4 separate regions of the Homo sapiens genome follow, and regions 2, 3 and 4 are each linked to region 1. A link is a contact called in ENCODE Hi-C or POLR2A ChIA-PET data. All regions are on one chromosome and are shown on one strand. Each heading gives the region's core, a stretch centred on a gene start or an enhancer-like site at or near the end of the contact. The rest is flanking DNA. Distances are from core to core; before and after follow the strand shown.

Region 1 (8,000 bases), core at 3,797-6,296:
TGCTTGAGCACAGGAGTTCAAGACCAGCCTGAGTAACATAGCAGGACCTCATTTCTATTAAATATTAAAAAAAAAAAATTAGCTGGGCGTGGTGGTGCAGGCCTGTAGTCCCAGCCCCTTGGGAGGCTGAGGCAGGAGAACCACTTGAGCCCAGGAGATCAAGGCTGCAGTGAGCCATGATCATGCCACTGAACTCCAGCCTGGGTGACATAGTAAGACCTTGTCTCAAAAAATATAAAATAAAATAATATTAGTAATAGTTGAATAAGACTAGATACCTCAACTATCTATAAAAATTGATAGTGTTTCTATAAAACTGCAAAAGTTTCTTAGATGAGAGGGAAAAAAATCTAATTTACAAAAGCAACAGAAAATATAAACTATACAGAAATAAAGCTAACACAAATGTGCAATGAAAAAACAACACAAGCCTGGGCGCGGTGGCTTACGCCTGTAATCCCAGCATTTTGGGGGGCTGAGGTAGGTGGATCATCTGAGGTTAGGAGTTCCAGACCAGCCTGGCCAACATGGCGAAACCCTGTCTCTACTAAAAGTACAAAAATTAACTGGGCCTGGTGGTGGGCAGTGGTAATCCCAGCTACTTGGGAGGCTGAGACAGGAGAATTGCTTGAACCTGGGAGGCAGAGGTTGCAGTGAGCAGAGATCGTGCCATTACACTCCAGCCTGGGTGACAGGGCAAAAGTCCATCAAAAAAAAAAAAAACACACACACACAAAATTGTATTAAAGGATACAAAAGATGACCTGAATTAATGGGGAGATGTACTTTGATCTAATTTAAAACAAAATGACAACAGAGTTTTTATGAAACTTGATAATATGGCTTTAAAACTCAAAGAAAAGAAAGAATGAGAAGGTCTAAGTTGATGATGAAAATGAAGAACGAGGGAAAAACTGTCCTATCTGATGTTGATGACATTTTACAAAATAGCTATTAAAGTGGTGGTGTAATAAGGGAACAAAAGTCACATAGATAAATACAGCAGAAGTAAGAGACCAGAAACTGGCCCACACAGATATGAAAATGTAATAAAAAACAGAAACCATATTATAAATCAGAGATATATCTGGTTTCTGTACAGGGAAAAACTAAAAATTAGATCCCAAGTTCACAAAATATACACATGTACACAAGTACAGACACACACACACACACACACACACACAATCCAGAAAAAATTTTAAAAAGTGAAAATATAAAACATTAAAGTTTTTAGAATATATGAGAATAGCTTTTTGAATTCAGAGTAAAGAATACTTTTTTAGACAATACATAGAAAACAAAAATAAAATTCAAATACTGCACAAAATTCAAGGATAAGCAACATCTTATGGAATACAGCTGAAGGATTAGTATTGAAAATATATTTTAAAAGCAACTGAAAAAAACTCAAAAAATATTTGACAATATACAGTTGAAAAATGCATGTAACTCAAGTGTACAAAAAATGTAATATGCAGTTCATAATAGAGGAAATTAAAATAACTATACAAAAAAAGATTGATTTCATAATCAGAGAAATGCATTAAAAAAGAATGTAGACACTGACTTCATACCTTTTACATAGAGTAATTCAAATGTATCACAGATCTAAATGTAAAATACAAAACTATCAAACTTCTAGAAGTTGGCAAAGAGTTTTTAGACACACCAAAAGCATGATCCATGAAAGAAGAAATTGTCAAGTTGCACTTCATTAAAATTAAAAACTTCTACTTCATGAAAGACACTGTTAAAAGAATAAAAAGACAAGCCACAGACTAAGAGAAAATATCTGCAAAATACACATCCAAAAAAGAACTTGTATCCAAAATACAGAAAAATTTTTCTTTTTTTTTTTTTTTTTTTTGGAGACAGGGTCTTATTCAGTCACCCAGAGTGGAGTGCGGAGTGCAGTAGTGTGATCATGGCTCACTGCAGCGTCCACTTCCCAGGCTCAGGTGATCCTCCTATTTCAGCCTCCCAAATAGCTGGGGCTACAGACGCAAGCCACTAGGCCTGGCTAGTTTTTTGGTTTTTTTTTTTTTTTTTGAAGAGACGAGCTTTTGCCACATTGCCCAGGATCGTCTCGAACTCCTGGACTCAAGGGATCTGCCCACCTCGGACTCTCAACTTGCTGGGATTACAGGCATGAGCCACAACACCTGGCTCCACAAATTCTTAAAGTTCAACAATAAGAAAAAGACATAAGATCCTAAATGTGTACACACCAACAATAGAGTCTCAAAATACATGAAACAAAACCTGACAGAGCTGAAAGGAAAAATAGATAAATTTACAATTATAATCAGGGATTTCAACAACCCCTTCTCAAAAATTGATAGAACTACTAGACAGTACTACTATAGAAAACAAGCAAGGATATAAATAATCTGAACATAAACAACAGGATCTAGTGACATACATATAACATTCCACCCAACAAAGCAGAATACACTTTTTTTTCCCAAGTATCCACAGAACATGACCAAGATAGCTCGTGTCTTGAGCCATAAAACAGGCCTCAACAAATTTAAAAGAACTGATATCACAGAGAGTTTGTTCTCCAATCATAACAGAATAATGGAGTCAAAATAGAACTCAATGCAAAGTCAGAGAGTCCAGGACAGTCCAGATGCTACTGGGTTAGTGACAATAAAAAGAATACCCTCTGGAAACTAGACAGAAAGTTCCAAAACTACTCTCAATGTAGCTGAAACATTTTATATCTGCATTAAAATTCTTTTCCATAATGTACTTTTATATTTCAGTAACAGCAAATGAAAAATGTTATAGACATAAAATGGATTTCAAAACACATCTGTAGTAAGCTGACTTACAAACCAACTTTTAAAATACCACATATTAAATTGAGGCTGTAAACTTATAATTTATAATGAAATGAAAACTTTACCTTCCAATGGAATGTCTAAAAGATTGGCATGCTTTGTTTTCACATGAGTTTCCATATCTTCACTGTGCTCCTCTATTTTTCCACAGAATGGACATTCAGGAGGACTGTATGTTGTTTCATAAACAGATCCTTTTATTTCGGTCAGGCTGGACTGTTTTTCCCTACTTTTCAGGAATTTTCTAGATTCAGTTAAGTTCTCTGAATAGAAGCCTTCATGTTTTAAAGTACTATCTTTAGTCAGGTTTTGAGCTGAATTTTTTGGATGATTAGATGCACAACCTGAAAGAATACTTGAATTAACTTCCATTCCACACTGTAGGGTGTTGTCTTTCTTGTTATCTGAAGTTCCATATTGTACTGTATTTATCCTCTCAAAGTTTCTTTCAAGTGTATTCTGCTCAAAATGAGCTGTTTCGATATGAAAACACATTTCATCATAATTCACACCTGACAACTTGCAAAATGGACATATAATTTCACTTTCCATGTGAACAATTAGGTGAGCTTTCATGTCTGGTTCTGAGGTTACTGTTTCACCACAAATATTACAGGAAAGCATGGTATTGACAAGTAGCTAGAAAAGAACATAACATTAGGTTTCAAAGATTTGAAGAAAAAATGTGTTTCATAAAATGATTTGAGACAATTACTTGGTCTTTAACGCTGGATTATTTTGATGAAGAAGTTTTCAATGTACTTACTGTTCCTCAAATACAAAAACTTATTTATAAATATCAACCAAAATTTCATTTATTTTTTTTTAAAAAAAGGCAATAATAATGAATACAAGTAATTTTAAAAATAAAATATTTCAAAAAATGTCTCTGGCCCAAGGTGGAGAAAAAATAACGTTTAAAAAATTGTCCAGGTAAGATAAATCAGGTAAGAAAAAAATGAAGAGAAGAAACCTATTTATCAACTGATATATCTAAATACTGAATACTGAAGCTGATTATATTGAGGAGGTAAATAAACACATCTTACAAGTAGAGTTTAACACTGTAAACTTAGAGTCTTACATGTATCAAGTGCTATTTAAGTGCTATTATTGTAATTTAAGTACTATTATTATCGCTCTACACATAAAGAAATTCTGGCTCAGACAGGTCACCACAAGCAGAAAAAGGTGGAAGCCAAAATGCCAACCCCGTCGTGCTCCACAGCCTGTACTCTCAGCCCCAAGAATAAAAGCAGAAGTGGTATAGTAGAAAAAAGCACTTATTCCAGAGTCAAGAGAACTGGGTAATAATTTCAGATTCATCATTTTGGGTAAGGAATCTCATCTCTCTGAGGTTCAGTCAAAGACTACTGTAAAATCCAAAGGTAGTTATTTTTGGATTTTATGGACAAATAAAGTACTGACTACTGACATAAAAGTGTTAAAAAAATAATTTTAAAAAAAGCAATCACTTCGCCACCACCTTCCTACTACAGGTCATCGTTCAGCTAAAGACTATTTAAAATCAAACAGGAAAAGTAATGACACTATCACTTCATTTAAATAAATTTACCTTTAAAATACCTCCCTACATTGTCCTTATTTTTTTCATTTCTCTCCAGACAAATGGATACAGTCTCTGATTTTAGAAGGCAGTTCTCCCGAGCCCCCAGTGGGATTAATGTCACACCCGGAGTTTCTTCTCTTCCGGTGGCTGGGACACGGTCAGACACAGAATGATGAACTTGGACATGGACTCAGATTAAGCGGGTAAGAGACAAGAGAGTACCCAGGTGCCTCAGAGGAAGCGAGTGAGAGGCATGAAGGACCCAGTGCCAAGCTAGGTACGTGGTGGGTGAGGTCAGAAGACCGCAAGGCCGAGTCTCCCAAACGTTCCGCGCCAAAGGCACAAGCCAGGCACACGAAACTAGCAGGCACTAACTGGGTCAAAGCTTTGGGCCTGGGGAATAAGGGAGGGGACCATCAATTCTTACCGGCCCAGAGGCCAGCAGCTGCCACACTGAGCTCCGCTAGGCTTCCCCTTTGGGCCTCGCTGGCAGACGAGTGCGTGCGCGGCGTCCAGTACCTCTCCTGGCCTGATGACTGAGGCCAGGCCTTCCCAATACGCAGAGTTTCACAGTTAACCGAGGAAAGAATTAGGAACTTCCAACACCTTGGCCCTCAGTACCTCATTCAAAAGCACTTCCTTACTCCCACGGAAAAGAAGTAATCCCAGAATGCGCCGCTCCACGCCGGTCTCTATGCAGTGCATTCTGGGAGATGTAGTCTTTTTTTTTTTTTTTTTTTTTTGAGACGGAGTCTCGCTCTGCTGCCCAGGCTGGAGGGCAGTGCGCGATCTCGGCTCACTGCAAGCTCCGCCTCCCGGGTTCACGCCATTCTCCTGCCTCAGCCTCCCGAGTAGCTGGGACTACAGGCGCCCGCCACCATGCCTGGCTAATTTTTTGTATTTTTAGTAGAGACGGGGTTTCACCGTGTTAGCCAGGATGGTCTCGATCTCCTGAGAGATGTAGTCATTTTTGCATTCCTCCCATTTCCGAGTTTTTCCTTCTCCCATCGAGTTTCCTGCCACTCAATTGCTAGGAGAGAAAACCGGGCTCTGAGGTCATTCATACTTAATCTGAATGAGTTCACAGGGCAGGTCCTGGGGCAAATAGCAGTCTACACTAGGGCCTGCTGAGTAGCACTCTATTTTAGTATCAATAAAGGGTTTATAATGCTGCTAGGTATCAAGCTCCCAGCTATGCACCGAAGGTAAAGGATACCAGGTTCTTTCCTCAAGGTTACAAGATAACAAATATCTTGGTTTGTATGTATGTATGTATGTATATATATATATTTTTTGAGACGGAGTCTTGCTCTGTCGCCCAGGCTGGAGTGCAGTGGTGCCATCTCTGCTCACTGCAAGCTCCGCCTCCCGGGTTCACGCCATTCTCCTGCCTCAGCCTCCCAAGTAGCTGGGACTACAGGCGCCCGCCACCACGTCTGACTAATTTTTTGTATTTTTAGTAGAGATGGGGTTTCACCGTGTTATCCCGGATGGTCTCGATCTCCTGACCTCGTGATCCGCCCCCCTCGGCCTCCCAAAGTGCTGGGATTACAAGCGTGAGCCACCGTGCCCGGCCGTATGTATGTATTTTTAGAGAGGAGGACTCTTTCTGTCACCCAGGCCAGAGCACAGTGGCTAAAATAGCTCACCGCAGCCTCGAACTCCTGGCCTCAAATGATCCTCCCATCTCGGCCTCCCAAAGTGTGAGCCACCATGTTAGCCCAAAATCACAAATATCTTGTCATTCAGGCTTTATTTCATTCAACAAATATTTAAAGAGTGTCTATTAGAAAGGCGTTTTGCTTGCAACAGGAGCTGCAGCAGTAATCAAAATACACAAAATTCAGGATTTTTGAGGCTTACATGCTGGTGAGGTAGAGGAAATAAAAAGTAAATTAACTGATCATGATAAGTGCTATGAAGAAAATAAAACTGGATTGGCCAGGCTCAGTGGCTCACATATGTAATCCCAGCACTTTGGGAGGCCGAGGCGGGCAGATCATTTGAGGTCAGGAGTTCAAGACCAGCCTGGCCAACATGGTGAAAGCCCGTCTCTACTAGAAATACAAAAATTAGCTGGGCGTGGTGGCAGGTGCCTGTAATCCCAGCTACTCGGGAGGCTGAGGCAGGAGAATTGCTTGAACCCGGGAGGCGTAGGTTGCAGCGAGCTGAGATCGTGCCACTACACTCCAGCCTGAGTGACAGAGCAATAGATTTTTGAGACTGAGTCTCAAAAAAAAAAAAAAAAAAAGAAAGAAAGAAAGAAAAGAAAACTGGATTATAGAGATACGAATGTTTAGAAAAGGTCTTGATGAAGGGTTGAGTGTGCTGATGAACAAACCTTACACCAACAGGGGAAATAGCATTTCAGACAGATAAAATAACAAGAACGAAGGCCTAAGGCTGGAGCAAAAAGAACACTTTTTGACCAGAGCATAATGTGGTAAGGAGAAAAATGATTACAAGATGAGGTTAGGGTTGTAGACAGGGGCCAAATCATGTAGGACCTGGTAGAAAACTAGTGAGGTATTTAAATAGGAGGGTGATGTTATCTGATGATAAATAGTATGTTTTTAAAAATTGGCTAGGCGCGGTGGCTCACGCCTGTAATCCCAACACTTTGGGAGGCAGAGGCGGGCAGATCGCATGAGCCCAGGAATTCCAGACCAGCCTGGGCAACATGGAGAAACCCGTCTCAACCAAAAAAATACAAAAATTAGCTGGGCGTGGTGATGTGGCCTGTAATTCTAGCTACTCGGGAGACTGAGGTGGGAGGATCACCTGAGCCCCAGGAGGTTGAGGCTGCAGTGAGCCATAATGGCACCATTGCACTCCAATCTGGGCGACAGAATGAGAACCTGTCTCAAAAAAAAAAATCGTTCTGGAAATTTGTGGACAAACATGGAAGATTAAACATGTAAATTTATATTTCTCTGCCTCTCAAAATCTATTAAAATGATAGCAGGAAAATAAAAATAATACTACTAACAGCTAATGAGATTTTACAAAACTTTGAAAGCTAAAAAAAGATGAATGATTAATAACGAACTTAACTCAGAACCGATGTCAACAAAAACCAAGTCAAGTCATACTGTCTTGACTTGTATGGGTTTCTGCTTGCCCAGCACAGCAGCTGGGGTCTGCTTGCCCAGCACAGCACAGCCAAACACTGACACTGGGATAGCAGCAAGAGAAAGTTGAGGCATTTATTGTAGGGCACCAAGGAAGGAGAATTGAGTAGCTCATGCTTAAGACCTGAACTCCCACATTGCTTACAGGTAAGAGTTTTTAAAGGTGAGGAGGCAGAGGTTACAGGCGACGTCATAAATCAATACACGGAAGCTATACGTTGGTTTGATTTTAAAAGGCTGGACATCTTGAAGTGGTTCGGGGCACAGGTTACAGGTGGATTCAAAGATTTTCTGACGTTTGATTTGCTAAGGAGGCAAAGCTTTGTCTAAAAATTTGGGATCAGCAGAAAAGAATATTAGCTCTCGCTCAGGGGTGTGATCTCCTCCAGGCCCCTCAGGAAGAAATTCAGAACAAAGAACAGCGATCAGGATTTAGTCTTCAGTTTCCCA
Region 2 (8,000 bases), core at 1-2,500, 300 kb before region 1:
ACATTTAAAAAATTTAATAGTACCACTTCCTCTTGACCTGTTTGTAAGGAGTTCCTCTTAAATGCAATTTCTGAAAAAGAGAAGCATAAACTGAGACATCCACATTTTTTCCTTATTTGGCCAAATAGAAGTGAGAACCTCTGAGGATAGAGGAATTGGATGGAGGTGCCCTTCAGAACTCATGGAGAAAAGCACTGCTCCCAGTAAAATATCTCTCATTCTAATGAATGGGTAAGTATCCTACAAATCTTTCACTTCTGTACAATCTAGGTCTGGTAGGTTACTTGCACACACTGGGTGGAGGTGGAAGGGGCAAAGTATTCCTGAGGTGATGGCCCTGATCCTACCTCACATCTCCTTGGGGCCTGGTTGGACCTGGCTGAGCGTGTTTGAGCAGTGGCTGATTTTTGGAAAACAGGAGGACTCTTCTCCAGGAGGCTGTGACTACCAAGGTTGCAAATGCTCCACCTGAACTTGGGTGCATGAGGGATCTCTCTCTCTCACACACACACACCCCCCCACCGCGTAAGATAAATTTCTGTTTGTGAGCTGCCTACATTAAATGCTTTGCTCCTGACCTTCTGTGATTAAAATCTGTTCCGTTTGCAGGGTTCGGTGCGCTTGGATTTAGTGTATTTTGTTGGTACAGTAAAAAAGAGAACTGCTTCTCTATAGGTGACCCCCGCCCCAAAGTCCCCCCTCCCACTAACTTCTCTTTGAGAAGAGAGTAAAACCGAATTCGAGAGAAAAGAGGCAGTAACTATTCGGGAGGAGGCAGACTGGAGTGGGCACCAGTCCCGGTAGTAAGAGTCTTAACGTCTTCCTCGCTTTCCTCTCGCAGAGTAGTATGGAAGCATCAGCTCCTCCCCCTGGGCCTCCAAAAGTTACCTTTCCTTTGGGTGTGATTCTCGAACCCGAAGCGTTTGAGTCCTAAGAAACTAGAACAAGTTAGAGCCAAAGAGGCCTGGCGGGCGGGGGTGCGGGTGGAGTCCGGGCCGGGTGGCGTGGAAGGCCGAGCACAGCTGCGAGCGGCGAGTCCCGGGAGAGGAGGAGCGGGAGAAAGCGGGGCGGGCCTGCGGTCGGGGTTCGGCCGGGGGAGGGGGTCCCCGTTTCCCTCTCCTCATCCTCGTCTCCTCTGGCTCTGGTGACGTTGCGGTTTCCTCCCCCCTCCAGCGGAGCCTCAGCGCCCGCCGCGTCCCTCCCTCCGCCCCTTTCGCCCACACCTACCCGCCCCCGCCGGCCCGGCTCTCAGTAGCGTCGCCCGAGGCTGCAGCAGCGCATCCCGGGGCATGGCGCGGCGGGGGCGCGGAGGGCTCGGTTCGGAGGGGGCCGGGAGCCCGGGCGCCCTGGAGTGAGGAGGACCGGGAGCTGGCTCTGGAGGCTGCGGAGGCGACGCCGGAGAGAACGAAGCCTCGGCTGGGAGCGGTAAGTGGAGGGGCGCGCAAGGGACGAGCTGGGGCGCGCGGCGCAACTTTCTTCGGGAGTTTCGGGCGGGTAGCCTTCGGGGCTGTCCCGGCGCGGGCGGGAGACGGAGAGCCACGTCCCCGGCTGAGAGCGGAGCGCCGCGGGTTGCGCGCCCGGGCCCGGCTCGGCTGGACTCCGAGAGAGCGCCTGACGCGTGAAGCCTGAGCCACGGGCTTCCCCGGCGGCGGAGCAGCCTCGAGGGGCAGCTTTTCGATCCTCCCCACCCCCTTGAACGCCGAGCACCGAGCCGGGAACACGATGAGAACCTGGAGATCGCATTCCGTGCGTCGGATCTGGCCGGCCCAGCCGCGATTTCCTCGACGGTCCTTGGGGCCTCGGCTTCACTCTGCGGGGTTGGGTGGCACACCCTCGCGTCCTCCTTTCCCTCCGTACCCCAGCCATTTGGGGGCAGGGGAGGTGGCGGCGGCTTGTGTGCAGATCCTGGCGCTGGCAACCCTACTTTGCGGCTGCAGAAGCCGAGGAAGAGCTCCCCAAGCCTCTCCCAGACGCTGGATTCCAGCGCTCCTGGGCTCCGCCGGCACTCGGAGAAATTGTTAGTAAACCTCATCCCCGAGGCAGTCCCGGGGAGGGGAGGAGGCGGGGGCTTGACTCACAGACTGGGAAGCTCTGAAAGCGATGCCACATGGGCTCAAGATCTGTCGGGGCTGGAATCTGAGCTAAGTTTGTGACCTGAGAACTTTTTCGTTTATATCGCTCCTTTAAAGCAGCAGCCTCCTCTTAAGCCGGCTGGCATTCAGATGGAAACCGAAGCCTTTGGTTAAAATCAGGAGGTGAACCTCACTTACCTGAAATTCTTTAGGTCAGGCAATGACGCTTTTAGTTCTAGGAATCTTCGTGTAATAAAGTTCTTTTTAAAAATTTTTTCGTTGGTCATGGTTTAGAAAGTCATGGTTTAGCACTGTTAATTAAATGCATGAAAGATCTCACTTATACATATTTTTAGTATTTTTCACATTATAGAATTTAAACTTTAAGTAATTCCCTCAAGTTTTTAAAAAATTTCTCGGCCGGACGCAGTGGCTCACGCCTGTAATCCCAGTACTTTGGGAGGCCGAGGCAGGCGGATCACGAGGTCAGGAGATCGAGACCATCCTGGCTAACACGGTGAAACCCCGTCTCTACTAAAAATACAAAAAATTAGCCGGGCGTGGTGGCGGGCGCCTGTAGTCCCAGCTACTCGGGAGGCTGAGGCAGGAGAATGGCGTGAACCCAGGAGGCGGAGCTTGCAGTGAGCCGAGATTGCGCCACTGCTCTCCAGCCTGGGCGACAGGCTCAAAACAAAACAAAACAAAATTCTCAATGATAATCTCTATGTGAAATAGTGATAAACAATATTGTATAGAGTATTCTAACTATATTACTAAATGGGATCACAAAAAACCTAATGTGCATGGAAGAAAATAAAATATAGGATTATCTGAGTATTTGTTTCATGCAAATACTTAGATTTCTGTATTGTGACCTCTTCCTTTGACGGTCACGATACAGATATAAGTTCTTTTCTGAAGTATGTAGGTAAGGTCTGTTCTAGTAAAAATGGAGAAGATAACAGATTGAATTTGATGTCTCCATCACCTAGTGACCCGTCTGTGTGGGTTCAGCAAAAAGTGCAAGATAGTGCTGGTTACCTAGGTTACATACACAGGTATATGAGATCAGCCTTAGCTCTCTTGGAGCTGCTAATGTAGAACCTGAGAAACATCAATAAGCAGCACTTCCTAAGTTTGAGCTTGGGAAGAGTTATTTTTCATTGACTAGTATATGACGTCAGTATCCGTTTTTATGAAGTTTTAGTTAAATAAAAACACTGGCCTAAAAAGTACATTCTGACAGTTTAAAAAATACTGAAAGTACAGTCACCAAGTGAAGGGGAATTAAAAAAAAAAAAAAGGGCTGGGTGCGGTGGCTCACGCCTGTAATCCCAGCACTTTGGTAGGCCGAGGCAGGTGGATCACCAGGTCAAGAGTTCGAGACCAGCCTGGCCAATATGGTGAAACCCGGTCTCTACTAAAAATACAAAACAAAAAATAAATTAGCTGGGCGTGGTGTCGCGCGCCTGTAGTCCCAGCTACTTGGGAGGCTGCGGCAGAAGAATCTTTTGAACCCAGGAAGCGGAGGTTGCAGTGAGCCGAGATTGTGCCACTGCACTCCAGCCTGAGCGACAGAAGAAGACTCCATCTGAAAAGAAACTTTGACCAAGAGATACTTTGATAACAGTACAGGCAGTTGCCATGATGGGGTTATTAGGTTCCATTCTCAATACTGCTAGATTGAGGCTGTCCTTCCTGATCTTGGGGACCTGTTGAAAAAGCACTGGGTGAGACATCAACTAGGTTTGCTATGTGAGATCAGGACCATCTTAGTGACTAATGTTTGTGTGTACATCTGCTTTAGTATTTACGAAATTCGTTCAGAAACAAGCTAATACAGTTCCTTTCAATGAGATTTTATGGGCTGTCCGGTTCAATATCTCGCAGTGCTGCCCTGAGAGGACCTGGTGGTCATCCATGAGATGAAGCTCTTAACTTCGCAGATGCTTCCCAGTGCCTCGTTATAGTCTCTTTTTAATTTCTGAAAAGGTGCTTTAAGATCACTGATGAAAGTGCATTTTGCGATTAAACAATAAAATATTTATACATTTCTTAATGTTATTTGTGATACAATATTTTGGTATTTATTTATACTTGCCTTGGATCACACTGTGTTGCATGAAAGAAATTGCATGATTTTCACTCAATAGTATTATTTCAATAAATAATTGTAGAGAAAAAAAGAAAAAATATTTAAATTTGAGTTTTAGTATATTGGTAATCTTTGTTTTCAAAAAGGAACTCCCAAAAGACTAGCATTTTGTGGTTGTAGCATATATTAAATATTACATAACCTGAAACTGTCAAAGGATTTTTACCTTTACCGATTGTGTTGCTTACTTCTGCCATGTGTAGGCAAGCTCCAACCTGTTGAGGGTGTGGATTCCAGATCCTCTTTCAGAAGAAACTCCCAAAAGACTAGCATTTTGTGGTTGTAGCATATATTAAATATTACATAACCATTAGCATACTTGAATCATAAATATAGTAAATATTATCCTTTTTCACCACCCCACTGCCCCTTCCCCAAATAAAAAAAGAGAAATACTGTTACTGACTTAGGATGTGTTTGTGGCAGGCCTTTGAGGAGAGCCAGAATCTGTGGTAGAGGGAACTTCATTATAGTGGATACTATTATTCTGTTTGCTGAGGGGGCTGGATCTTTACTATTTTGAAGGAGTGGGTAGGGCACCTGAAGAGATTTAGTGACATAACCCTACTAAAAGAATGTGCCTGAGAAGAGGATAGGACAGTTCTTAAATGCTTACTCTATTTCCTATTGTTTATAACAGAATACTTGAATCTGGGTAGCTTAAGAAGAAAAGGAATTTATTTTTTACAGTTATGGAGCCCAAGTCCGAGGTTGAGGGGCTGCATCTGGGGAGGGCTTTCTTGCCGGTGGGGACTCTACAGAGCTCCGAGGTGATCCAGGACCTCACATGGTGAGGGAGTTGTTCATGCTAGCTCAGGTTTCTCTTCCTGTGAAACTATCAGTCTCATTCCCGTGATTACCCATGAATCCATTAACCTATTAATCCATGAATGGATTAATCATTCATGAGGGTAGAGGCTCATGACCCAATCGCCTCTAGGTCCTACCTTTCAATACTGCCACATCCACATTGGAGGTAAAGTTTCAACATGAGTTTTAGAGGTGGCAGTTATTCAAACCATAGCAAATATGTTAAGGTTTTCTCATGGGATTATGTTATCTTCCCCTATAGTGATTGCTAGAATAAAACTCTCTGGGAGCACCAAATTACCAGCAAATGTTTGGGTGACACAGCAAAATTCTTTATACCTCAAGTTGGTGCCCAACATGGCAATGAGGCAAGTTATATATAAGCCCAGAGTACTGAAAAGGAAAATTATTTTCCTATGAAATTCATATGGTGAATTAGAATGGGAAGTAGAGATTAAAATCCCAAACTCTTGAGGTGTACTGATCGATGTACCATTTGATGATAACAATAATGAAGAATGTATGTTTCACAAAGTCTTCTCAACTCTAATGCCCCATTCTAATAGGAAATATGCTTTTAAAAATTAAACTGTTCATTAATTGGATAGTATGTTTAATTGAAATAATTTTTCTTTAAAGAAAAATCTTTCTTCCTAGCTACTTGGGAGGCTGAGATGGGAGGATCACTTGAGCCCAGGAGTTCGAGGCTGCAGTGAGCTATGGTCACACCACTGCACTCCAGCCTGGGCGACAGAGCAAGATCCTGCCTCAAAGTCTTTTTTATGTGTATGGTAAATAAATGTATCCCAAATTTCTATCATCTCACTTTAGTGTTTCACAACTTCTAGTTATGTATAGAAGAGTGGCTTGATTAGTTGATGCTGAAGTCTTGCAGAAAAGAATCAAACTAGAAAGAGAAATACAAGGTATTGTGCATAGGATAGCAGGACCATTACTATTAGTAAACTCTCACTTATAAATTCATATGCATTTAGAGAATTGCCGTAAAGGAAAATCCCTGAACATACATCTACATAAATACTTGCATTTTGAAATTGCCCAGTACTTTTAACTTTTTTTTCAAAGAATTCAAATATTTTAATATTTTAGTGTAGTAGAAATGGACAGTGATATAGAGCTAGTGTCTTACCCTCATTTTAGGGGTATGGAAATGGAAATACTAAAGGTAAAAGACTTGTCTTTCATTTTCAAGTCATTAGTGGTATACCTTAAATAGAAGATTAACTTAAATTACACATTTAATCCTACTTTTATCCCTTGTGACTCCAAATTCATATTATTAAAGACTCTAACATTTTATTTTCCTGTTGTCTACTTTATTATCCCTTTTACTACTCACTACTCCTCATGAACCATCAGCTCCCTAAAATGCTTATGTGCTTCCTAGACTAATGTAACTGGCTATTTACAGACCCCCTTTCCGCAGCCCCGTCCTCTTCCACTTCTCTCTATCTCTTCTCATGCCTTCTGAGGATTCCATTGTGGGGCCACTTCTAATTCCTGCAAAGCCCTGGGCCGATTGCTCAGTTCTCATTAGCTGGCTTCAGGATTTTTACCTTTACTGATTGTGTTCCTTACTTCTGCCATGTGTAGGCAAGTTCCAGCCTGTTGAGGGTGTGGATTCCAGATCCTCTTTCAGATGCCCAGAAGAGTATAAACCTGCTGGAGGAAAAGTGTTCAGAGAGCCTGTTAGAGATCACAAAGAAGAAGGGAATGATTTTAATTTGGAAAGAGAAGAAAAGATTATTGAGGCGATCTGTTTATTTCTTGAATGGAGTAGTTTGTTCAGTCTTTAATTCAGAATAACATATGAAATTTAATGTGTACTGATTACCACTGGATTTCCTTCTGTTTGCTTCAGCTCCCTTGGAATATTTTGTAAACATGATTTTGGTAGTGTTATCATTAAATGTTAGTAAATAAGTCCTGAAAGAACAGAATTTGCCCTTCAGTAATATGTAGAAGCTATGAACAATACTGACAAATAAGCATAATTTGCTTTGGCATTTTATATTTGGGAATAGTTATACCTATTAGGTAAGTGTAGTCTTGTTAGAGAAAATATAACAAAAGACATATAGGCAGTTGGCTTTCAATTACATATATGTGACATATCCATTGTAGATTATTTATGTTCATCTGCTTTGTCCAAGACAGAGTCAGAAAGAGTTTGCAACTGAATGTATGTGTCTGCATGCCAACCCCCACCTTTTGAGTTTTATTTCTAGACTTAATAGTTTCTCTCCTCTCAGTGCGAACGATAGCAGAATAATCATATAGAAATCCCCAGTGTGTGTATAAATTAGCATTCATGCTCTTTTAGTAGAAATTGAATAGGTATACAGTCAGTTTAAGAAGCTGTCCTTTAAATCTTTCCATTTGAAATATTCGTAGAGTTTTAAAGTTGTGTTTGTTGCTTAAGTCAGGGCTTTGCATTTTTTATCATGCATAACAATAACAAACTTAGCTACTAAATAATAGGCATTTAATGCGTACAAACATTATACCGCAACAAAGTTGAATCAGTACTTCCTAACTTTTAAAAAGGAATTTGTAAAGGAAATAGGCTCACCAAGCTTGTGGGTCTGTAATGTTTTTATTGATGAAGTACGAAGGCAATATATCAGCCTTATTGTTGCTGTCAAATGGCTGTTGCAAGAAAAATGATGTTTGTTAGCAGTTCCTGAAGTAGGTAGCAACATTAGTGTTGTGTAAGTTTTTTTTTGTAAAATGCAGTAATCTGCAGATGATGTCGTGAATCCATATACATTGCTCATTTAAAGAAATAACTGACTAGAAATGGACACTTGTTTATAGAGTAGTCCTTTAGACTGGGGTACTGAAAGGGATTTCTAGAATTTTTCAGTTTTAGAAATGAGAAATGACAGTTTCTGTCACTGAGAAAATTGCCTCAGTGACAAATACTCAGGAATTTCATGATA
Region 3 (8,000 bases), core at 661-3,160, 280 kb before region 1:
TTCTGTAAGCAAAATTAGATGCCCCAGTACTCTCATAAGTGACGTTTGTACACTCGTATCTCTACCCTCGTTTCCCTTTGCCTCCATGAAAATAATACAGATTTTACTTTTTTTCTACATATGAAATGATAACCAATCTCTGAAAAGCTGGATACTAATGGTTTGTAGTTTAGTAGTAACATGCACCAGGCTAACCTCTACCACTAAATTATGAATTTAGTTAGATAGCCACTACATTTCTCACTCAGGTGGTCTCTGGTGGATGGGGGAGGAACCCTTCAGACTTGACATCAGAAAATGTTTGTGAGCACTTTAAACATATTTTACATGAATTATTCTAATATAAGGAAGTTATACAATTATCATCACTGGTATAACAAAGAAAGTGGGCTTCACATTATATAATGAAAAAGTGTGCTGTCTTCATGAAAACCTTTCAGGGGACAATGATAGAAATGTTCTTTGACTGTACAGAGCTGCAGTTAATAAAAGCCTGACCTAAAGTTTTTTTTTAATGTTGTATTTTAAGGTGGTGAACACCGTTATTATACATGGTGTGGTTTTGCTGTGTGGCCTCAGGTTTCTAATTACTCCTTCAGCAGCGTGTGCAAATTCTTGGAGGTTCCATATACTATCATTTCATATTGTGGATTTTTGTTTGGAAATTACCTTTTAGGGAGCAAAAGTATTCTTGATTTTGATTAAGAGCTCTCGGTTTTGGCCAGGCACTGTGGCTCACGCCTGTAATCCCAGCACTTAGGGAGGCTGAGGCGGGCGGATCACGAGGTCAGGAGATCGAGACCATCCTGGCTAACATGGTGAAACCCCGTCTCTACTAAAAATACAAAAAATTAGCTGGGCGTGGTGGCGGGTGCCTGTAGTCCCACTGCTTGGGAGGCTGAGGCAGGAGAATGGCATGAACCTAGGAGGTGGAGCTTGCAGTGAGCCAAGATTGCTCCACTGCACTCCAGCCTGGGCAACAGAGCGAGACTCCGTCTTAAAAAAAAAAAAAAAAAAAAGGAGCTCTCAGTTTTAAGATTTTCCTTTTTGTCTGAGTCCACGGGCTTTACACATCAGGGAGTATAATTTTAGGGAACGATTCTGCAGTACCAAAGCCATAGGTTTTCTTAGGATTTGACATATTTAAGAATAAGGTTAGATTTATTTCACTACAAAAATTTACCAAGGACATGTAAGGTTTTACTTTGGTATTGAGGAAACATTCTTCAAAAAATTATTTTAATTATGCATTTAATAAAACTGAAATAGAAAAGTGAGGAGACCTTTTAAAATATATGCATTTTATTACTATAGTTAAAATATGTAGCAACAGTGAAATAGTATGTGAGACCACAGCAAGGTGTTCCCCAAAGCACTTGGAAGGTTTCTCTGAGAGTTAAATCCTAAAATGGATCAGAGAAGGCAATGCAGCCCTGTCTAGTATATCCTAATGCTCTCAGGCAATCAGGGTTTTCCTAAAACTTCAATGGAGGCCTGAAGGAGGAGGGAACTTGGACTTAAATGGAAGCATGAGCAAGCGAGTCACAGTGCCTAACCTCGGCAACATCTGTCTGTTTTCCACGGGAGAGGGTGCAACGTCAGGAACATTCATTTGTCGGGTCTGCCTGTTCAATCTTGCCATGGATATGGGCACACTGGTTCTAGTGTGGGGGATTATTCCTAATCATGTAACTAACTATGGGGCCCATCCATTAAGTTGAGCAAACTGGAGCAGCTGCTCTTAGGCTGAGCTTGGCGGGTGTGGTGGCAGGAGCTATAGGGGATGTACATTTCACTCTTGTTTTCTAAATATGATTACAACTCAGTTTTTAAAATTTTGTCTTTAATGATACCCCCAAGGACATCTGTGACAGCTGCTGGCAATTTCAGCAGCCTCCTTCAAATGAAGTTATGGTAGCGATCTTAACTGGTCAAGTTGCCCCAAGTTCAGGGCCTTTCCCATTGCCTTTGTTCTGATTCTTTACTTGTTCACCAGACAGTTATCTAATAATTCACTTCCTGTGTTGGTTTCCTGTGAAGTCAGAAAATATTTCCCAATCTGCTTGACGGTAAACGAATATGCTGACATTCTGGTTTTTCATATGTGAGAGGTAGGGAAGCCTAACATTAAGTAGCATCTCATCTCCAGGATGATCAGCTGAGATACTGATGGCAGTGATGGAGCCAGGACCAGACCCTGTACTGAGGTTAACCTATCCGCCTTGCAGTGGCAGCAGGTGTCCCCTAAATTTTAATGTACTCCTTCCGTAATATAAATGTGTTACTAAGAAACAGCTTTCCAGCCAGGGACTGTGTTTCCCAGTCGCTGTTAGATCGGCAGGCCTTTCTCCTGACAGAATAAAGGAGAAAAAAGAAGTGGTCGCCTTTTGTATATGAAGAATTAAATTACTGACCCTAGGAAGAAAATTTAGTTAATAGCTCATTTAATCTATTATTCTTTTCTTTGGGGCAAAACCTCTAACAAACACTTGAAAAATTTAAAGGGTCGTATACTTTCCTTTCCAGTGAGTGATGAGCTTACTATGAGTGATGTGTTGAAGAGTGAGAAGCATTGTGTTCCAATTTCAACTAAGTCTCTAATAAGCAGTATGATCTGGCCCTAGTCAGTTAACATCTATAGTTCTTATATTTTTACCTGTAAAGTATGAAGATTTAGTTTCTTTCAAATAAAATATTTTATCAATAGGTTAGTATAATCTTGCAGGTCTGAAACATCTTCCTTTTTATAAATATTATTGAGCTCTTCATGTCATGTTCTATGCTAAGTGCATCACACATGTCTAATCACCCCATGAAGCATATTTCATTTTGTGGATGACAGAAGGGAGGTTTTGAGAGTGGACGTCAGTTGATCAAAGCTAGGAGGCAGCAGAGCTGAGATTTATGCTCTTGTCTGCCCAACTCCATGCCCCATACTGTTAATCATTATGTTGTGTTCCTCAAATTTGGCACATATTATAAGAGGGTTTTTTAATCCATCTTAGTTTGGGGCATGTTTTACTCTCTACAGGGTGATTTCTTTCTCCCATCCTTATACTTTCTCTGTTTTCTGAAGCCTGTGGAATTGAAAGAACTTTTGTACTACCATTTGTTTCATTCTATAAACAGTCCCAGATCATTTGAAACCCAAATCTTTTTTGAAACTTGATGTACTAGTTTAGTGTTCAGTTTTTTCTTCTCAGCATATTCTTCTGTGCTTTCTTTGTGTAAGGATGGCAAAAAAATGGAACTTTTAATGTTATTGAACATTCTCACAAATTAGTTTGGTTAAAGGAAAGAATCTTGGCTTAGGATTTAGGAGGTGCAAGTTCTAGTTCTTTCTCTGAAATTTATTGTGGAACAAATAATACTATTTTGCTATATTAAGTTATTGAAGAGTAAAAGATCAAATATGTGAAAAGCATTTAGGATCACAGAAACGAAGTTTTTCTGTGTGACTGCTGAATCATAATAGCTGCAGTGGATTGTTGGAACCAGAATTACAGCAAAATAATTTGGGGCCTATCTTTGCTTTATAAAGATCTGCTTAAGGTAATTGTAATTCATAATTCACGTGGCTTGGCCTACACGTAATGCTAAACTTGGACTGCTGAATATATACAGGCAGAGAGATGATCAAATTGCTATCTGAATTATAGCAGTAACAGCGTGATTTTTTTTTTTTTTAAAGACAAGGTCTCACTGTGTCACCCAGGCTAGAGTGCAGTGGCACAATTATAGCTCACTGCAGCGTCGAACTCCTGAGCTCAAGCAATCCTCCTGCCTCAGCCTCCCGAGTAGCTGGAACTACAGGCACATGCCACCACATCTGGCTAATTTTTTTATTATTTTATTTTATTTTTGTGGATATGGAGTCTCACTATGTTGACCAGGCTGGTCTCAAACTCCTGACCTCAACTGATCCTCCTACCTCATAGATTTAAGAATGTTTTACTATCCAAGTTGTGTGACATAAGACAAATGAATGGGAAGAAAAAGTGGATCATGAAAGTTGTAGAGTTAAAAGAGGAAAAAGAGAATTTCAGGGGACATGATGCTCAATGGAATCATTCAGAAACAGCCTGAGAATTGAGTTGTAGATAAAGTACTTATTAGTAGCATCAGCTGCTGAGAGTCGCTGGTAATTTTGCCATGTTGAAAATGCTATGCTCTTGAACTGGGCGAAGTGCAACTTAAAGATTTAAAGGGCCTGGGAGTGCTCTGCTGTTTTTGAAACACAATGAAGTAGGGGGTGAATAGCTTGAGAGATCATGCACAAACATCTTGAAGTTCAGACTTATTTCTCCAGGACAGAAGGCACATTTTGAGATAGTGTGTGTGTTTGTGTTTGTTTCATAGTGTTGAAAGTGGGAGGGTTGGCTGGGCGCGGTGGCGCACGCCTGTAATCCCAGCACTTTGGGAGGCCGAGGCGGGTGGATCACGAGGTCAAGAGAGCGAGACCATCCTGGCTAACAGGGTGAAACCCCATCTCTACTAAAAATACAAAATATTAGCTGGGCATGGTGGTGGGTGCCTGTAGTCCCAGCTACTGGGGAGGCTGAGGCAGGAGAATGGCGTGAACCCAGGAGGCAGAGCTTGCAGTGAGCCGAGATCGGGCCACTGCACTCCAGCCTGGGCGACAGAGCGAGACTCCGTCTAAAAAATAAAGAAAGTGGGAGGGTTGGGGCTGACCATTCCCATAAACTCATTAGCTTTTAATGCCCTTTGTTTCGGTAAGCATTTTTGGCATCTCTCAAACTATAGTTATTCAGGTACCACCTTCAACAATTTTTGCCATATCCATTTACTTTTTTTTTACTTTTAAATTTAAATATATTTTAAACAGGAGTTTTGCATATCTGTAGAAATCTCAGGTTTGATGTGGTATAGTTTTTCATAATGCACATTAAAATAAGTACGTAAAATTAACGTAAAGCCTGTCCATTTTTGGTCCACCTAAAATTATCTTGAAACACTCTTTTCATTTAATTTTGGCTCTTCTCTTTGTACAATGAGCACACACAATGTCTAGAGTGGAAGGTCAAAGAGAAAACTCAATGACTGGAAATAGAGATTTTTCAGTGAAATTTTCTAGACAGATTTAAAATGATGGGTGGGTATTACTTCCTCTTTTAGGTTATCAGCCTAAAACAAGTTTGGTTTAGATTTTAGTTAGATTTAATTTCTTTTCTTTTTAAACTAGTGGATAGTTTTTAGGCTACATAAGTTTCTAGGCTTCATACGTGTTTTCTCCCATTAGTTTCCTAGAGGGACTTTTTTTCTGGAAAGTTCCACACTTTCCTTGGCTTCAAATAAGGGGGAACAAAGTTTCTCCATGCTTATTTTATTGATGAGGTCTGCTCTACCAACAGCTAAGCCCAGGGATTTGGTTCAGCACAGCCAGCATGCTGCCTTTTAAAAGCCAGATTCAGTGCTAAGCTCCATGATACATAGAGGAAGAAGGTTCTCACCTTCTGTGAGGCATTGCATGTAAACAACCGAAACAGTCCGGTGTGATATAGGTATGTGCCAGATACAAGAGAGATCAACTCTTTGGGTGAATCAACAAAAGCCTTAATAGCTGGGAGAGCACTGGGGGCTGAGCACACTGAGTGGGGCATGGGGAAGGTAGTACACCATTTGTGGTATTGAGAATGCCACGGTTCTTTCTCCTCAGTCTTCATAGATGATTGTTCTGCAGAATCTCTATGGGTTCTGCATTGGCTAACGTGGTGTTCTGACGGAAATTAATATTTTAAATGTACAGTAATGCACAACCTTGCTGCTCTGACTCCCTTGCACGAATTCAAAGTAATAGCTAGAGAACCTTCAATAACAGTTGGCATGTTGAGATGGCATCCTTCCCAAAACAACATCTTAATGAGGTTCTATGCTTCAGGATCAGCTTTTCTGGTTTAAATATATTCAGACATATCCTACGTAACTGGAAGCAATGTGGCAGAAGTGGCAGGGGTCACATTGTGAGTTTTGCTGAGTTAGGCATGTAGGCCCCACAGTGTGAGGGACTCTTCGGAGCAGTCCTGAATATACAGTGATTCTGTGCCTGGGTGGGAGTGTGGTTGCATAGGGGAGGACAAAGAACATGATGAATTAACCTTACCCACGTTTGGGGAAGTTTGTACAGAATGTGAGATGGAAAAATTCTAGTTTCCATGTATTAATGCCTTCTTACCCATATGCTCATAGCTGGAGCCACTCCCCTATCCACCTGAGCTCCCACACATTCAAAAGCTGGTAGTTGAGGGATCTTTCACTGCATGTACGTTGGGTGTGTGTATGGGGGTTCAGTTAAAGGAGAAAGTGTCTAAAACCCCCACAATGCTGATTGCATTGATGAGAGCATTCAGACTTAGACTTTTAGGGACTTAATATATACAGGATTTTTTTTTAATCGTTAGCGGTATATTATTCTCTTTCTTTCTTTTTTTTTTTTTTTTTTTTGAGATAGAGTTTCTCTCTGTCACCCAGCCTGGAGTGCAGTGGTGGATCTTGGCTCACTGCAACCTCCGCCTCCCAGGTTCAAGCGATTCCTGCCTCAACCTCCCGAGTAGATGGGAATACAGGCACCCCCCACCACACCTGGCTAATTTTTGTATTTTTAGTAGAGATGGGGTTTCGCCATTTTGGCCAGGATGGTCTTCAACTCCTGACCTCAAGGGGCCCGCCCGCCTCCGCCTCCCAAAGTCCTGGGATTACAGGCATGAGCCACCGTGCCTGGCCGGTATATTGTTCTCTAAATGGAGCAAGGAATAAGCCCCTGGGGGGACTGAGCATTACCTCAGACCCAGCCATTTCTGTGTGCTGCCAGAGACCACACCCCTCCTCAGGCATAACCACAGAAGACTATTTCTTTTGGCTGGGTCTCTGACCTTGAAGGATCCAGCCTGCCAGCTGCCTTGAGACTTTGGGTGCTAGACATAATACTGGCAGAGTCCAAGAGTTATTTCTATTTCATATGTTTTATTTAGTATGGCTATATTAATTTTTTATTCATCAGAAGTTCTGCTGTTGAAATAAATGTAAAATGTTTTACAAAACCAAAACCACTGCCATCGAGTTTCATATATAGGTAGAAATATAAAAAACTCCAGAATAAGGTAGCACCCTCAAATGATGTCTCATTGCCTTTTTCTTGGAAACACACACAGCAAGTTGAAAATGTGGATTGATCTGCCATATCTGTTAAATTATTAGTTTTTCTTCTTCTAAATATGATGAGGCAGTTTTTCCTTGGAAAAACAGTTTGTGTTCAGCTTGGGAGGTTGATTTTCCACCATCAGTTTCTCCCTTTAATAATTGAAAACCACTGTTCGTTATTTACATAAAACTGTCTTTTTCTGGTCTGCTTTCTATAACCTTTCCCCTCTTAAGAATTTTAAGAATTCCCTGACTTTCCTCTGAGGGATTTTCTGCCTGCTTTATCCCAGATGTGGGACATTGACTAGGCTGAGGTTTTGGGGATTTTATTTTATTTTTTTTAGTGTTTCTACATTTGAAAGATGTTCTTTTAACCAGTGCACAAATCTGCCACTGAAAAAAGGGGCTTTGAAGAAAAATCAAGTAGTTAAGAAAATATGTGAACTTTGTTTACATTTCTCACTTACTGAATGACACCAAAATCCCATATGCCAAATGAAAAAGTAGACAGTAGTTTCAGATAATAAGGGGAAAATGCACCCGTGTTATTTCAGCCTTTTAATTCTGGGATTTTATTCTCTGAATGAAGGCATGTCAGTTTCTGGTCCCAGTGGCACTGTGTTTGGTCTTCACTACATGCTTGCTGATGTCAGCCCAGGAAATACACGGGCTTGGCAGATGTTTACATGGCCTTTGTCTTCTCTCTTTCCACCTTCTGCTCACATAAAGAGGATATTTAACCTTATTCATAATATTTTGTCTGCTTACAGATGTATTGATCCTAATCCCTGGTTCAGAAATGTTAGGAAAAGGAGATAAGTTACAGTGAAAGAGGCTGTAGT
Region 4 (8,000 bases), core at 3,791-6,290, 260 kb before region 1:
TATCATAAGGGAAAATGTTAGTTGGCAAGTGCCGCATGTATGTCTGTATTCTCTTTCATTGATACTTCATAATCACTTTTTAAAAGTTGGCTTTATTTTTTGGATGAAATATTCACGCCTAACACCACTTAAGATGTAGGGTCTTGCTGACATTAAGTTCATGCTAATGATAACTTGAGAGTAATAATGACATGAGTATGTTCATGGAGTCCTTTATAAAGCTGGGTAGTTCCTTTTACCTTAGGTATCTTAAGAATGGCTTTTTTACTTCTTTGTCTCCTTCTGCCATGTCCATTAAGGGAACACATTTCAGTCATGCTTACCACAGTCTCTCTCATCCATCTTTCCTTTTCCTTTCCAGTGTCAACATGCGAGTTCTGGACAGCACAGGAGGAGATACCATAGTCGGGGGCCAGATCATTGCTTATCCCACATAAGCCTGTGGTTTAGAAAGCTTTCTGTTTAGGATGGCTTGGAAGGAATGACTCAGGAAAAAAGAAACGGTTAGAAGCTTATAATATTAGTGTAGGAGGGAAATGAAGACCACAGTTAAAACAGTGAGGGTGGGGAGAAGAAAGTATAAATTTAAGAGACATATAAGACTGAAAATCTACACAGAGATTGATCAGATATAGGACACTCTTTCTTAAAGTGTGAGTCTTTCACCATATTGGGTATCCTTAAAAAGACAGATTCCTGGGTTTCGCCCAGACTCACTGAATCATATCTTCTTGGAGTAGGCCACAGAACCTGCATTTTTAACAAGTCCTCTATATGATTCTTAGATGTACTAAAACTTAAATTGTAAGGGAGAGGGAGGCATAAATGATGGCCCTGGGTGACTGGTTGCATATTGATACTCAAATGAGATGGAGAATATGGGGAGGAGAGAGTGGTTTGTGGGAGAGAAAAGATGGTTCACTTTTTTACATGTCTTTTTGTGTCACTCTATTTCTTCTATCTACTTTATTTGTCTCACTTTGTTGATACTGCCAACTGTATGGACAGATGACTTTCAAAGTTCTCTGTCCCTATTACACTGCAAGGGCTCATAGATAACCTTAGCAGGTATCTTGGTGTATAGTTATTACTATAACTTTTAGGACCTCTTGGCCATATCTGCTCATTCTTACAAATTCACTGTCTTCCACTTCTTCTTGTTCTGTGGCTTCACTGCTGCTACTATGCTCATTATTTACCCATAGTCATTTTTCTCTTCCCTCCCCTTGCTCTGTTCTTCACTCTTGCCACTCTACGAATGCATTTTGCTATTGGTGATTCTGTCATTTTTGAATGTAAGTGAGCTCTTCAGGAAAAAGTACCTTTGATAAATAAAAAAGATCAATCTATTTTCACCCATCCAGAGCTTAGAGATTTTTTACATTTTTTTCTAGAATTTTGTGATTTTTATTGTTTTAAAGCTTTTCACTGATAGGTATTTATGTGTGGTCTTCCCAGTGGTCCAGTTGGACCATGTGGCACTGGTATTTTCAACTCTGCCTTCAGTTTGGGCAGTAATGAGTTTGCAGATCAGCCCTGAGCTGGCCTTTCTGCCTACAGACTGATTTATACCTTGTCTTCCACCTTTCTCTCCAACCCTATCCAGACTGTATGATCCACCTTAACTTCTTCCACCATTACATGTTCTCTAGCCCCTCATCCAACCCAATTCCTATAGTTACTTTTTATTTAATTCATTGGTTTGCAGTCATAACTGGGTTGCCTGGTTTTCTGACCAGGAGTGTACATCTTCTAGATTCGGCTCCAAAGAAACTTCTTTCTAGAAAATTTCCAGATTCCATCTTCTATACCCACCCTCCAGTGTGATTCATATGTTCCAAGGAACCCATGCAAAACTGTTATAGGTTGTTTTGCCTGCACTGCAATTCTTGGTTTATTTGTCTCCTCTACTGGCACATAAGCTTATTGAGGGTAGCCCCAGCATTTTTCGGGGTTCCAAGAGCCACATATGGTATACCTGCCACAAAGACACTAATTAATTATATTGAATGAATGGATGGATGAATGAATGAATAATCTGTCTTATTTTTATTGAGAGTCTAAGCTTACTGAGAGCAGAAGTCCTGGATCTGTATACAACTTTGAAACTGATTTGGTGCCCTGCGTACTGTGGCTGCTCCTACTTATCTGGTCTCACTTTCACTCTGAAGACGTGCCTGTCATCAGCCGTTTGTCTGTCAGCCTGTAATCACAGAGACACTGTACCTTTGACGTACTTGGAGGCCAGTAGGAAGAATGTCAGGATTTGACATCTTGGTGCATAGCTCAGCAGAGAATCTCAGATTACCTGGTCTTTGAAGTATTCCTCCTGCACCTGGCCTTCTCTCCTCCCTGATCCCTTGAATTTTGGTGTTCATCTTCTTACATGCATGTAATGTCCATGTGTGCTCCTTATCAGGTAACTACAACAGAGTTTTGTTTTTATTCACTTTAAAGCCACCTGCTTCAGTCTTTGAAATGAATGGCGGTGCTGTTAAGCAAGGGGAGGCGATAGTTTGTTGGAATTAAGAGCAAGGACTGTGGAGCCAGTCTGCCAGTGTTCCAATTACATTTATGAGCTGTGTGACCTTGAGAATGTTACTTGACTTCTCTGTGGCTCAGTTTCCTCATTTGTAATTTGGGGATATATATGATATATACTTCATACTATGAAGGATTAGTTAATGAAACAGTACATAGCATAATGTGTTAACTATTATTGTTATCTTTATTACTTCACTTATATTTTGTGTTCTTATAAATTGATGCCAAAGGCAATTTTCATTTATCGATAAATGTATGCACATATTCACTTTATATAAGTTTACTGTATTTGTTTTTTTGTTTTTTTGTTTTTTGGAGACAGAGTCTCGCTCTGTCGCCCAGGCTGGAGTGCAGTGGTGTGATCTTGGCTCACTGCAAGCTCCGCCTCCTGGGTTCATGCCATTCTCCTGCCTCAGCCTCCCGAGTAGGCTCGGACTACAGGTGCCCACCACCACGCCTGGCTAATTTTTTGTATTTTTTTAGTAGAGACGGGGTTTCACCATGTTAGCCAGGATGGTCTCGATCTCCTGACCTCATGATCCGCCCACCTTGGCCTCCCAAAGTGCTGGGATTACAGGCGTGAGCCAACACGCCCGGCCAATATAAGTTTATTGTATACTTGCTCTGTTCTGGGTATTTTATTAGGCATTGGAGATACAAAAATTTCAAGACGTGTTATGTATCTCTTTTGCCTGGAGTTGTTGGTCTATGGAAGATATAAATACTAATACTATTAGCATATTAATACTAGTAGTGGGATAAGTGCTGTGACTGGGAAACTACAGTGTGTAATGGGAAGATCTAGGAATACTTTGCCCAACATTGGAGTGTCAGGGAAGGCTTTCCTGCTGAGTCCTGAAGGACAGATAGGAACCAGCCACGTGAAGGGGAAAAAGGAGCCGTGCTTGACTGTTCAAGCACAAGTAGCTGCTGTACAAAGGCCTGGAGATAAAAGAAAGCAGAGTGCTTTTGAGGAACTGAAAATTTAGTGTAGGGAGGAAACTAGCAAGTGTTGAGGCTTTGGGTAGAGAGCCAGATGCTGCCAGGCCTTGTCTACTATATAAAGGAGCTTGGACTTTTTTTTACAAGTACTGTGAAGCCACTGAAAGGTGTAACAGGGCAGTGACATGATCAGATTTATGTATGTACGTTAACCTTTTCATTGAAAAATAAAAGTAGAATATTATATGAATAAATGTGTAGCTGATAAAGTATTTTGACGCAAACACCCTGGTAAGTACAACACAGGTCAAGAAATAGGACTTTGCCAGTCACTCCCTGAAGCCCCTTCATGGGCCACATCCCAGTCCCAGTTCCCTCCCTTCCCACAAAGACTACCCTGATGCCCCAGTGCCTACAGGCGTCATGTCCTTGTGTTCCCTTATAGTTCATCCAAATGTGCATCTCTAGGCATTATCATTTAATCTTGCTCATTTTTTAAATGTCTTTTAAGGCTTCAAAAAAAATCTACAGGCCGAGCGTGGTGGCTCACGCCTGTAATCTCAGCACTTTGGTAGGCAGAGGCAGGCGGATCACAAGGTCAGGAGATCGAGACCATCATGGCTAACACGGTGAAACCCTGTCTCTACTAAAAATACAAAAAAATTAGCTGGGTGTGGTGACACACGCCTGTAGTCCCAGCTACTGGGGAGGCTGAGGCAGGAGAATGGCGTGAACCCAGGAGGCAGAGCTTACAGTGAGCCAAGATCGCTCCACTGCACTCCAGCCTGGGCGACAGAGCGAGACTCTGTCTCAAAAAAAAAAAAAAAAAAAAAAAAAAAAAAAAAGAAGAAGAAGAATCTTGTTGTGGGAGTAGATTGCCAATGTCAAACCAGGAAGTCAAGTAGGCCTTTGGTGTTTATCTAAATGAAAACCTAGAATAGGAAATAATTGACAAGTTCCAGTAATAAATAATTAGCATTCATAAGACTTGACAGTTGTATTTGAGGGCCAAAGGAGACAAAGAATTTTCTTTATGGGATGGTGGGATCTCTCAGTGGGCTTCTAATACTTGGAGCTATTGAGGAATGCTATAAATAATAAAGGTTTGGATTTGGATATACAGAATTGAAGTGCCTGTGGGCCCAAGAGGAGATATCCAATTTATATCTCTCAAGCTTTATTTTTAGCTGCTTCCTGTTTGCCAGTGGTACACTGTAACTTAAGAATGGGTGTGTGTATGTGTGTGTGTGTTGTGCGTGTGTGTGTCTCAGTCATAAAAAAATATATCCAATATGAAATATGCTTTCAGGTACAATATATATCCTTTCTGTTGATGATAGAAAAATGCAGAAAGTCCAAAGGAGATCGTATTTAGTTCAAATTATCCTGCTACAATAAATAAATGAAGAATAGCTGGAAGAATGAGAAATCGAGGTGCTGATACAGCACTGCAGCCACGTGGGTGTCCTCAAATCACTTTCTGGAGCTGAAGCCAAAGAAACATTGTGCAGGCTGCACTCTGGGAGGAGGGCATCAGCTTGAGTGAGTCGTGCTGCTGCTTCTCAAGTTGAAAAAGAAAAAAGGTTCCTGATGAAGTGTAGATAGCTATTAGGGCTTGTAACAACTTAGTGAGCAATTTTTAGTTCATATCTGTGATTCATTTACAGTGAGTTCAGTATTACAAGAAAAAAATTGGGAAATGAAGAGATAAGAATAAATAAAATCTGTATGTATTGCTAATATTTTATATTAACTTCAGCATCTTCCCATTCTAAATCATAATTTCTAGAAACCACATGAAGTTTACTATTTTACCTTTTTCCAAGAGCCTGTTGATATGAGAAATATTTTAAAGTATTACTGAAACCAGTTTGAATCTTTTGCCTTCTGCTTTTCTACTATAACCTGTAACTTGGTCAGAGAAGTTGGGACAATATGATTACATTCAGCATTTGGGGTCAACTTTTATTTTCAGTATAGCAGTAACTCTAGATCTAAAACTGGGGAATGTGTTTAATGCCTGGGGCATATTGAAGTTAGCTCACAAGTTTGGCTCATAATTTTAATTTATTTATTCTGTTTTTTTGGCAACATAGGAGATAACTATACCCCACAACATTTTTTATGATTCACAAAGAAAAGTTCTAAATTAACTTTTATCCACTGTACTGCCAAATTACTTTTTAAAGACATATTCTTTGAAACTGTATTCCCAGGACAAAAAATAAATATTATGGGTTCAGGGTGTTGTCACAGGCATTATTTCATTATTTCTCTTGAATGTAAGTGGCTTCAAAGACAAACAAAATTGTTTTGGAGGTCAAGGGATGTTTTTCTTGTTTTTTTTTTTCCACACCATGACAAATTATGCTTTCCTTCCTGAATTGACTGAGCCCATTTAGTGTCTTCATGCCTGCCCCCTTCATACAACACCATCTGCCCTCTACTTTGAACATTCTGAACTTCTCTGATCTCCTGGGTTCCTCCTGATGATCTCACAGTGAGAATTTTGTCTTAGTCCTGGCTCCAGACCCTCTGCTGGGAAGTGCCTGGGCAGCCTGGATTTCAACACAGCTCCTCCCACTGAAGCAGCCCTCCATGCCAGCAGCATGCCTCTGATGGGTGGCTTATTTTGGATCACATTTACCCTCTAAGACAGTGGCTTTGAAACTTTTTCACTGTGACCTACAGTAACAAACAACCCAGTACAGACATAACTTTTTTTATTTGTTTCTAGTTTTTAATTTTATTTTTGTTTCTAATTTTATTACACTGTTTATTTTTATTTCAACTTTTAGATTTAGGGGGTACATGTGCAGTTCCATAGTATGTATATTGTGTGATGCTGCAATTTGGGATTCAATTTATCCTGACACCCAGGTAGTAAGCATAATACTCAATAGGAAGTTTCTCAACCCTTGTTTCCCTCCCTCCCTCCCCCATCTAGTAGTCCCCACTGTCTTTTGTTCCTGTATGTCCATGTGTACCCAATGTTTAGCTCCCACTTACTAGTGAGAACATGCGGTATTGTGGTATTTGGTTTTCTGTGTCTGCATTACTTTGCTTAGGATAATGGCCTCTAGCTCCATGTTGCTGCGACGGATGTGATTTCATTCTTTTCTATGCCTGCCTAGTATTCCATAATGTATATGTACCACATTTTCTTTATCCACCATTGATGGGCACCTAGGTTGATTCTGTGTTTTTGCTGTTGTAAATAGTAGTGCAGTGGACGCACAAGCTGATGCACACATAACTTCAACTTTACATATATAAATATATAAATAAATGTTTCATGAGATAGCCCTTGCATTTAAATTATGCCTTGTCCTCATTTTCTATTTCATTCCGTTAAAAATATGCTGATTGCAACCCATTATATTCATTTCACAGTATATTTATAGTTTGAAAGCCCTGCCTAGCATTCTGATAAATACAAAATTTTTTCCAGAGAATCCCTACCCAATATCCTTTCTTGGACATCTCCACTGTGGAGACCATTCCACTCTTTAAGATGCCCTCTTTATTCTATAATTCTAGTGTTTAGAATGCTTATTCTCAAAATGTATTGGGAAGCATCTTTATTTCATTAAGAAACAGTACAGGCCTGTGATTAATGATTATATGTCAGGTTTCCGGGGCTGAATGGAATAAACTGTGCAGAGCATTATTTCCTACTGCACCCAGAGTAAAATCAGCCACAGTTCATTCACTGTTTTAAAAAGGCCTCTGGATTTTATGAAGCTCTGCATAATTTCAGCAAAACCTTTAAAAATCAAATTATCAAAGAAAATTATTCATAAAACATTAAAAGCAGAAATAGTGGGTAAATATATTAACCGTACTCTAAGAGACAGCAAAATATCATTTCACGTATGCTAGCTCCTCCAGGCCTACCTCACTTTGGATTTGATGTTTTCCCACCATGAGGGCAGCAAAAATTGGTGATTTGACTACGGTTTTTCCCATTGTGAAAAAGTGTCCCTCATTATTTTGAAACTTCATTCCTCAAGTAATTCTTTGCCCTTTTGCCTGCCGTGTTCTCAGAATATTAGGCAAGTGCTCTTTCAAGTAAATGGGAGTAACTGAGTGTTCAGGCAGCGACAGGAAGATGATGGGGAGTGTACGAGGTGGCAGCAATGGCCGGTCAGGTTTTTTAGTGTCGGTGTATTTGTTGCTAGGGCTGCTGTAACAAAATACCATAGACTAGGTGGCTTAAACCAACAGAAATTTATTCTCTCTCAGTTCTGGAAGCTAGAAGTCTGAAATCAAGATATCAATAGGCTTCATTCCTTCTGGAGGCTCTCTGAAGGAGAGACCATCCTAAGCTGCTCTCCTAGCTTCTGGTGGTTGTAGGCAATCTTTGGTGTTCTTGGCTTGCAAATGCATCATCTCTCTCTCACTCTGACACAGATAAGTTATTTCATTACAATATAGATCTGTTTTATTTTATAAATATGCCATAATTTTAATGAGTGGAATATCAAGTGTTTGCTCATTTTTTTTTTTAGGTG

Evidence for each region. Hi-C counts contacts between places; a loop is a spot of excess contacts on that map. ChIA-PET counts read pairs that join two places held with the same protein, here RNA polymerase II (POLR2A). Pooled maps may share reads with other maps.
Region 2: a loop to region 1 is called in a map of GM12878, with 2.3 times the contacts of the local background. The contact joins the promoter of DSE here to the promoter of ZUP1 in region 1. A Hi-C loop is called at or near these places in 1 of 168 maps with a recorded cell type or tissue (GM12878), 6 of 37 single-sample maps with no recorded cell type and 9 of 50 pooled maps. POLR2A ChIA-PET finds 5 or more read pairs at or near these places in 2 of 52 experiments (OCI-LY7 and naive thymus-derived CD4-positive, alpha-beta T cell).
Region 3: a map with no recorded cell type shows a loop between it and region 1 (6-fold over the local background). The contact joins the enhancer-like site here to the promoter of ZUP1 in region 1. A Hi-C loop is called at or near these places in 13 of 37 single-sample maps with no recorded cell type and 5 of 50 pooled maps. POLR2A ChIA-PET finds 5 or more read pairs at or near these places in 1 of 52 experiments (T-cell).
Region 4: a map of OCI-LY7 shows a loop between it and region 1 (2.2-fold over the local background). The contact joins the enhancer-like site here to the promoter of ZUP1 in region 1. A Hi-C loop is called at or near these places in 1 of 168 maps with a recorded cell type or tissue (OCI-LY7), 13 of 37 single-sample maps with no recorded cell type and 3 of 50 pooled maps.

What each region holds. Positions count from the first base shown.
Region 1 is chr6:116,663,720-116,671,719 of GRCh38, forward strand. It overlaps ZUP1 (zinc finger containing ubiquitin peptidase 1), which reads right to left and starts at 5,047. Exons shown (of 10, transcript NM_145062.3): 1 at 4,847-5,047; 2 at 2,915-3,488. The coding sequence starts at 3,473. RefSeq lists a silencer at 3,971-4,120 and an enhancer at 4,882-5,071.
Region 2 is chr6:116,369,697-116,377,696 of GRCh38, forward strand. DSE (dermatan sulfate epimerase) reads left to right here and starts at 1,251. Exons shown (of 6, transcript NM_013352.4): 1 at 1,251-1,425. LOC100287467 (a long non-coding RNA gene) reads right to left here and starts at 2,023. Exons shown (of 1, transcript NR_148944.1): 1 at 1-2,023. RefSeq lists enhancers at 58-107, 1,622-2,122 and silencers at 1,038-1,567, 1,330-1,624.
Region 3 is chr6:116,390,766-116,398,765 of GRCh38, forward strand. All of the region lies in intron 1 of DSE (dermatan sulfate epimerase), which reads left to right. Among named protein-coding and RNA genes, the nearest start is that of DSE, 24 kb to the left of the region's middle. RefSeq lists an enhancer at 1-64. Within about 2 kb of position 1,911, at least 7 of the 41 ENCODE cell types and tissues checked have a DNase peak (open chromatin) inside an H3K27ac peak, as active enhancers do.
Region 4 is chr6:116,406,436-116,414,435 of GRCh38, forward strand. All of the region lies in intron 2 of DSE (dermatan sulfate epimerase), which reads left to right. Among named protein-coding and RNA genes, the nearest start is that of DSE, 39 kb to the left of the region's middle. Within about 2 kb of position 5,041, at least 8 of the 41 ENCODE cell types and tissues checked have a DNase peak (open chromatin) inside an H3K27ac peak, as active enhancers do.